2 separate regions of the Homo sapiens genome follow, and region 2 is linked to region 1. Evidence: read pairs that join two places in POLR2A ChIA-PET (ENCODE). Cell type or tissue: PC-9. All regions are shown on one strand. Links, peaks and the distances in the headings refer to the core of each region. The heading gives the core; the rest is flanking DNA. Region 1 overlaps AP3M1 (adaptor related protein complex 3 subunit mu 1). Region 2 overlaps ADK (adenosine kinase).

Evidence for each region. ChIA-PET counts read pairs that join two places held together with the same protein. Peaks named below come from ENCODE experiments on the same cell type or tissue, not always from the same donor. Only the 100,000 strongest peaks of a DNase experiment are listed, where the experiment ranks them.
Region 2: POLR2A ChIA-PET joins it to region 1 with 5 read pairs; 4 of 35 experiments call an interaction of 5 or more read pairs at or near these places.

Annotation. Positions count from the first base shown.
Region 1 is chr10:74,140,214-74,144,616 of GRCh38, forward strand. All of the region lies in intron 1 of AP3M1 (adaptor related protein complex 3 subunit mu 1), which reads right to left. Among named protein-coding and RNA genes, the nearest start is that of AP3M1, 8.4 kb to the right of the region's middle. In PC-9, for the core only: no CTCF peak of the experiment used is centred there; no DNase peak of the experiment used is centred there; H3K27ac peaks cover 442 bases.
Region 2 is chr10:74,294,821-74,299,223 of GRCh38, forward strand. The region is part of intron 3 of ADK (adenosine kinase); the gene reads left to right. Among named protein-coding and RNA genes, the nearest start is that of ADK, 150 kb to the left of the region's middle. In PC-9, for the core only: no CTCF peak of the experiment used is centred there; no DNase peak of the experiment used is centred there.

The DNA of each region.
Region 1 (4,403 bases), core at 295-4,294:
TTTCCTGAGCCAGGATCTGGGGCGAGATGGCTGCAGGCGGCCGTGCGCCCAAGCCCCACGTCCTCGTCTGCCTTGGGGCGCTCCTGGCCAGCTGGTCGCCGTAGGTTAAACTCACCTTACACCTGTAACCGGTGGACTTCCCTACATACCTTTGCAAGCCCTTCTGTGCCGACCAGCGCCTTCAAAGCGGGGTCTTCTGCCTTTACTTTTGGAAAAGCTTTTCATTTTGAAATACTTGGCTGACTTACAAAAGACTTCCCCTCACACTTGACATGATTGACAAAAGGTCTGAAATGCTTCATCTACAGTCTGATTTACTATGAAACAAGAATTGGGGGGATGCTTACAAAAATATGTAGAATTAAAAAGATTGAAAAAATATATATATTTGAATTAAAAAAAAAAAGGAACAACGAAGATGGATAACTCGTGCTTCCTGATTTCAAAACTTACTACAAAACTACTATGTGGTATTGGCACAAGGACAGACCTACAGATCAATAGAACATTAACCCTTACATTTATGGTCAACTGATTTTCAACAAGGGTGCCAAGACCTGGGTGACCAGTTGGAGAGAGAACAACCTTTTCAACAAATGGTACTGGAACAACTGGATTTCCACATACAAAAGAATGAAATTGGATACAAAAAGCAACACAAAATGTATCAAAGACCTAATTGGAAAAGCCAAAATGATAAAACTCTTAGAAAAAATATGCATAGATTTTGACTCTGGATTAGACAATGTTTTTTAAGATACGATACCAAAAGTACAGACAAGAAAAATAAAAAATAGATAACCCAGAGTCCATCAAATTTAAAACTTAGTGCTTCAAAGGACATTATCAAGAAAGCAAAAATTCACAAAATGATAGTAAATATTTGAAACCATATATCTTAAAGGGACCCCTATCCGGAAAATATAAAGAACTTTTACTCAATAATAAGAAGGGCCAGGTGTGGTGACTCACAACTGTAATCCTAGCACTCTGGGAGGCTGAGGAGGGAGGATTGCTTGAGCCCAGGAGTTTGAGACCCCGTCTCTATAAAAAAATTTAAAAACTAGCCAGGCATAGTGGCTCATACCTGTAGTCCCTGCTACTTGGGAGGCTGAGGTGGGAGGATTGCCTGAGTCCAGGAGTTTGAGGCTGCAGTCAACTATGATCCCACCACTGCACCCTAGCCTGGGTGACAGAGGGAGACCTTGCCTCTAAAACATAAAAAATAAATAAATAAACAAGCCAATTAAAAAATGGGCAAAGGATTTGAAAAGACATTTACTCAAAGAATATATACATACAAACGAATCTTACAAATACGATGTTGAATAAATGAAGCCAGATGCAAAAGAATATACACAGTATGATTCCATTTATATGAAGTTGTAGAACAGGCAAAACTAATCTACGTTAAATCAAATGGTTTCCTTTATGGAGAGTGGAGGGCCATGGGGATGATCTCCTAGAGTGCTGGTAATGTTTTATTTCTTTTTTATTTTCCTTTTTTTTTTTTTTTTGAGATGGAGTCTTACACTGTCGCCCAGGCTGGAGTGCAATGGTGTTATCTCGGCTCACTGAAACCTCTGCCTCCCAAGTTCACGAGATTCTCCTGCCTCAGCCTCCCTAGTAGCTGGGATTACAGGCACACACCGCCACACCTGGCTAGTTTTTTTTTTTTTTTGTATTTTTAATAGAGACGAGGTTTCACTATGTTGGCCAGGCTGGTCTTGAACTCCTGACCTCGTGATCCGCCTGCCTCAGCCTCCCAAAGTGCTAGGATTACAGGAGTGAGACACCGCACCTGGCCAATGTTTTATTTCTTGACCTGCATGATGTTTACAAGCTGTGTTCCTTCTATGATAACTCATTAGGCTTTACATTGTGATTTGCATACTTTCTGAGTGTTAGTTATGCTTCCTATAAGAAGTTTATTGTCCCTGCAATATGGGGGACAATGGAAAAATGTCTAATTATCTTACCTTGTTCCTATCTTTTACGTGTATAAGCACCAGTATCAGGTGTTTAGTCTAGTGGCTCAATCATTCCAAGTAATAGTACTATAGTCTAAGAAGAAAGAATTTAAGACCTATGAATACAGTTTCTATGAATGAAGATAAATTCCAAAGAGGAAAGGAAGACTTTCCAGAATTGATTCATTTGATTCTGTTGACAGAAAACAACATCAACCCTTTCTTTTATGAAAGCGGCTGACATTTAAAGAATATGTGGTGATGATCTCCTCTTCCCATTCGACACATGTTCAGTAGTTATCAATAATACTAGTTACTAAGATATGTTTTAGTAATTATTGTATTAATAAAGTATGAATACTGTTAACAGTTTAGGGTTCCTGTTTAATTAGAACCAAAAAATTTCTTTGTTTAAAGCCCTCTGTTTAGCCAAGAAATCAACTTGAGTTATTAGCAATAAACTCTGACACCTCAGGGTTGGAACCTGCCAAATTTTTCTACTTTATCTAGTCAGATGCTTTGCTTAGTAGGCTTGCTTTGTGTCTTATATTTCTGTCTGGGTATTAATATAAGTGCCATTAGAATACTTAGACTTGCTATATAGAACCTGCTGATTTTAACTATAATCTTTAGCTGATAAACTTTTCATTTTCATTTTTTAAATGAAACAGGAATATCCAACCATAAGATCTGCAACTAAATTTTTATTATTACACCTTTTTCTTGGAAGAAAATCAGCATCTGAAATATATAATGTATGACTTCAAGTGGAGCACTGTAATCCACAAGCAGACTCAGATTTGGGCACTTCAGGTGAGTCACATATGGAACACAGCATTCTTTGCAAAAATTAATCTTTTGGCCCCATTCAATGTGGTTATTTTTGGCCAGGCACAGTGGCTCACGCCTGTAATCCCAGCACTTTGGGAGGCCAAGACTGGTGGATTACCTGAGGTCAGGAGTTCAAGGCCATCCTGGCCAGCATGGCAAAACCCTGTCTCTACTAAAAATACAAAAATTAGCCGGGCATGGTGGCGTGCGCCTGTAATCCCAGCTACTTGGGAACAAAGCTTGTTTGTTTGTTTGAGCAGAGTCTCCCACTGTCACCCAGGCTGGAGTGCAGTGGTGTGATCTCTGCTGACTGCAACCTCCGTCTCCCATGGGCAAGCAATTCTCGTGCCTCAGCCTCCTCAGTAGCTGGGATTACAGGTGTGCACCACCATGCCCAGCTAGTTTTTCTGTTTTTAGTAGAAATGGGGTTTCACCATGTTGGCCTCAAGTGATCCGCCTGCCTTCGCCTCCCAAAGTGAAGCTACTGTACTCAGTCCCCATTCAAAGTGTTTTATTCATTAAAGATAATGAATAATAAATGAATTAATACTATCTAAAATGTATTGAGTACTTATTATGGGCCAGACACTATGCTAGACACTTTATCTCATCTTATTTTCACAATGCTACACCATAAATACTACTATTATCCCCATTTTACAGATAAGACAATGTCATCTCAGAAAAGTTAGGTCAATTACCTAAGATCACGCAGTAAGCTAGGATTCAAACCTAAATCCAGCTGAATTCTGAGCTCCTGCTCTTATCTGCCTTGTAGAGACTAATTATTAGGAACACGTTCTAATACAGCACTGTCCAACAGGGCTTTCTGCAATGATGGAAATGTCCTTTATCTGTGCTAATATGGTAGCCACTACACCCATGGCTATTGAGCACTTGAAATGTGGCTAATGTACCCAATACTGAAGTTTTAATTTTTTTGAAATTTTAATTAATTTTTTTTTGAGACGGAGTCTTGCTCTGTCTCCCAGACAGGAGCGCAATGGCGTGATCTCTGCTCACTGCAAGCTCCGCCTCCCAGGTTCACACCATTCTCCTGCCTCAGCCTCCCGAGTAGCTGGGACTACAGGAGCCCGCCACCACGCCTGGCTAATTTTTTGTATTTTTAGTAGAGATGGGGTTTCACCATGTTAGCCAGGATGGTCTCGATCTCCGGACCTCATGATCCACCCGCCTCGGCCTCCCAAAGTGCTGGGATTACAGGCGTGAGCCACCATGCCCGGCTTTTTTATTTTTATTTTTTTTTTGAGATAGGGTCTCGCTCTGTTGCCCAGGCTGGAGTGCAGCTGCGTCATCTTGGCTCACTCCAACGCCCACCTCCAGAGCCCAAGCGATCCTCCCACTTCAGTCTCCTGAGTAGCTGGGCTTACAGGCGTGCATCACCACACACAGCTGAGTTTCAAATTTTTGTTTTGTAGAGACAAAGTCTGCCTATATTGCCCAGGCTGATCCTGGACTCCTGGGCTCAAGTGATCTTCCCACCTTGATCTCCCAAAGTTCTGGGATTACAGGTGTGAGCCACCAAGCCTAGCCTGAAGTTTTAATTTTAATTAATTTAAATTTAAATAACCATATATGGTT
Region 2 (4,403 bases), core at 262-4,261, 150 kb after region 1:
GTTTTCTATTGGGTGTTTAAGAATATTTTATATTTATTTATGTATTTATTTTTGAGACAGGGTCTTGCTCCGTTGCTCAGGCTGGAGTGCAGTGATGTGATCTCGGCTCACTGCAGCCTCCGCCTCCTGGGTTCAAGTGATTCTCCCACCTCAGCCTCCTCAGCAGCTAGGACTACAGGCGTATGCCATCATGCCTGGCTGATTTTTGTATTTTTTGATAGAGCTGGGGTTTCACCCTGTTGGCCATGCTGGTCTCGAACTCCTGAACTCAGGTGATCTGCGTGCCTCAGCCTCCCAAAGTTCTGGTATTCATCTGCAAGCCACCACGTCCGGCCTGTTTAAGAATTTTTAATGAATTTGGCTGGATGTGGTGGCTCACACCCGTAATCCCAGCACTTTGGGAGGCCAAAGCGGGCAGATCACCTGAGGTCAGGAGTTCGAGACCAGCCTGGCCAACATGGTGAAACCCCGTTTCTACTAAAAATACAAAAATTAGCCGGGCATGGTGGCACGTGCTTGTAATCCCAGCTGCTTGGGAGGCTGAGGTGGGAGAATCACTTGAACCTGAGAGGCGGAGGTGGCAGTGAGCCAAGATCACTTTATTGCACTCCAGACTGGGCGACAAGAGCAAGACTCTGTCTCAAAAAAAAAAAAAATTTTTTTAAATGAAAAATCTCTGTACTCAGGGCTATGACACTTTTTGGTTGGCATATGTCTTTTTGGACTTGTTCTTTCATTCTTTAAATGGTGTCTTTGATGAACCGATGTTCTTCATTTTAATATGGACCCTCTTTTTGGTGTTCCTCCCTTTTTTTAGTTTTCAGAAGATATTGTCTATGATTGGTTTTACTTCTATTGGTTTTATTTCTTAAATGTTTGGTGGAATTCACTGGTGATACCCTTGAAGCCTGGAGTTTTCTTTGTAGGAATGTTCCATTAAAAAAAAAATACTTAAAGGGCTTTTTAGATTTTTTTTCACTTCTTAAATCAACTTTGGTAAAATTTCTTTTTCTAAGTATTTGTACATTTTGTCTTAAGTGTTAAAATGCGTTAGCATAACCTTTTCCCTACAGTATCTTTCTGTGATTTTTAAATATGCATATGACCTATCATTTCTGCTAATGATTATTTGTGCCTTCTTTGTAAGAGTTCATCAATTTTATTAGCGTTTCAAAGAACTAACTTTGGCTTTGTTGGTTCTCTGTAGATCATGATGTATGTTTTCTATTTCCACGTATTTAGCTCCTTTTTTTTTTTTTTTTACTTTCTTTGGGTTTCATTTGCAGTTTTTTTCCTTACCCTAACCCTACAGTTGTTTTTAAAAAAAGATTCTTGAGATGGATACAGGACCATATAAAAAATTTTTTTTATGCATGGCAAGAAGTTTGCATAAAGTCAGAAGACAAATTACAAACTTGTAAAAAAATTATTTAATACCAATTACATCAAAGTCCAAGGCCTACTTCTTTAATATGTAGTGAGTTTCTAAAAGTCAATAAGAAGGAAATAATTATGTATTAAAAATGAGCAATGTTTGTGAAGAGTTGATGTGTAGAAAAGTTAATATTAATGGCAGTAAAACATATGAAAGGATGTTCATCGTCTCATGAGGAATTCAAAATAAACCTTCTATTATTAAATTGGCAAGTATTTTAAAAATCAGTAATAAGTAGTATGGGCAAAGTTATAGAGAATAGGCGCTTTCATAAGCTATCATAAGGATATAAATTGCTACAACCTCTTTGAAGGAGAAGTTTACATTATTTATCAAAATTTTAAGTATTCTTTTTTTTTTTTTTCTTTTTTTTTGAGATGGAGTCTTGCTCTGTCACCCAGGCTGGAGTGCAGTGGCGCCATCTTGGCTCACTGCAAGCCCCGCCTCCCAGGTTCACACCATTCGCCTGCCTCAGCCTCCGGAGTAGCTGGGACTAGAGGCTCCCGTCACCACGCTGGGCTAATTTTTTTTTGTATTTTTAGTAGAGACGGGGTTTCTCCGTGTTAGCCAGGATGGTCTTGATCTCCTGACCTCATTAACCGCCCCTCTCGGCCTCCCAAAGTGCTGGGATTACAGGCGTGAGTCATCGCGCCCGGCCCTTAAGTATTCTTTAATTCACGAACTATGTGTATAAAGATGTTTATTTCCATATTACCTATAAAAGCCAAAAAACTAGACATAACCTAAATGTTTATTCTAGAGACTAGGTTGTAGCTACCCAATGGAAAACTATGTAGCCACTAAAAGGCAATAGACTGTTGGTACTGGTTGTTACAGAACAAGCTCCAGGAAAGTTTTTTTGCAGAAATACACATTTTATTAAACGAGTTTGTGGGTGAAGTGTTTGTATTTTGTGTGTGCATAGTAAGTTTCTGAAGTGCATAACTTTGTGTATCTCACTAGGTAAATTTGAGTGTTGTATTTATGGAGTTGGATTTACAACATCTGGTATTTACTATTCAGTATCACTTTAGGTTATGTTTCGTTTTCTCACTTATATTGTAAGCTCATAGAAAATGGAAGATATGGACTGTGTTTTATGCTTCATAATTTTCTCCACATTGCCTAGCATAGTATATTGAGTGTGAAACAGACTTGGTTTTTAAAAAACAATTTAAGAACAAATTTAACACTAAATATTTGTTTTCCAGTTTCAGAACCTGTTCACATTATCTTTGGTGAGCTGTATTGTAGCTCTCTGTAGTAGATAGGTATAATACTCATTAATTTATTCATATGTTACCATAGGGCGAACTGAGCCCAAGTGAATAAGTGAGTTATTTAAAGTAGGGGTTGGCAAACTATGAGCTGTGGGCTAAATTTGTCCCACCTCTTGTTCTTTATGGCCTAGAAGTTAAGAAAGGTTTTTATATGTTTTAATGTTTGGGAGAAGAAAGCATATTTTATGACACATGAATGTTATATGAAATTTAAATTTTAGTGTTCATAATTAAAGTTTATTAGAAGACACTGATGCATATTCCTTTATGTATTGTCTATGGCTGCCTTCCCACCACTATGGCAGAATTGAGTCGTTGCAACACAGATTGGAGTTGGCATTTTCATTGCTTCACACTGCTGCTTGGCATACTACACATCTCAGTAATGCAGTTATAATTCAACAGTGTTTCAAGTGCCATATGTATTGCTGTGCTATAACACTGTATTTTTTTTTTATTACTAGGGCATACCTATATGTCAAAACAAGAAAAGGAGAAAATCTCATGGTTTTAAAGCACAGTGGACTGGGGATTATTTTATCCAATTAGATGGTAAAGCATTAGGTTTATTATGCCCTTCTAAAGAAATAGAATATATATTGCCATTACCAGGCTAAGCACTTACAGTGTTCCAAATTCATAGGAACATAATTCTCATAAAAATTCAAAAATTTGAAATGTAATATGTTACAACAGCAGAATTTTTCATGCACTCACTTTTTCTCTCACTCACTCTCACACTGAAAAGGAGGCTGGACTTAATATAAGATTTTGAATGACCCATTTGTTAGCAAAGCAAGGAGAGCTATTTACTAATGGTAAGTTAGTAAATTTTCATTGTAGCAGCTAAAGAATATTTTCAGAAAAAAATTACATTTTTAAAAATATCATTAGCCATTTGGTGACCATAGTTGCTTTAAGAATTGAGGACATTAGGCTCGTTGCAGTGGCTCACACCTGTAACCCCAGCATTTTGGGAGTCTGAAGCAAGAGGATCACATGAGCCCAGGCGTTCAAGACCAGCCTGCGCAACATAGTGAGACCCTATCTTTTCAAAAATAAAAATAAAAAGAGTATTGAGGATTTTAGGCCAGGTGTGGTGGCTCATGCCTGTAATCTCAGCACTTTGAGAGGTGAAGGTGGGAGAATCCACTTGAGCCCTGGAGTTTAAATTCAGCCTGGACAAATGGCAAGACCCTATCTCTACCAAAAAAACCCCCCAAAAAAACAAAAACAAAAACAAACCAGAATTGAGGACATTAGCCAGGCATGGTGGTGTGCACTTGTAGTCTTAGCTTCTTGGGAGGCTGAGATGGGAGGATCCGTTTGATCCCAGGAGTTTGAGTTCAGCCTGGGGAGCATAGCAAGACCCCATCTCTAAAATAAAAACAAAAAAGTGAATTGAGGACATTGGGTGTAACATCGGTAGTCAGTTAAAGAAGATAGTGGTTTTACTTGGCTCTGATGAACCAACAGATGTTACTGACACTGATCAGTTATTCAAAGAGCCAATGCTGAGTTTGAAGTGACTGAAAAATTAGCTTTCATGAAAAGTCGATGAAACATCTGCAGACGTGAATATTTTCAAAAAATTTGAGAAAACACTAATTCAGCATAATCTGAAGTAGAATCTGTTAAGATGTGTTGCTACTGATAGTAGTAAAAATATATGTGGAGGCCGGGCACAG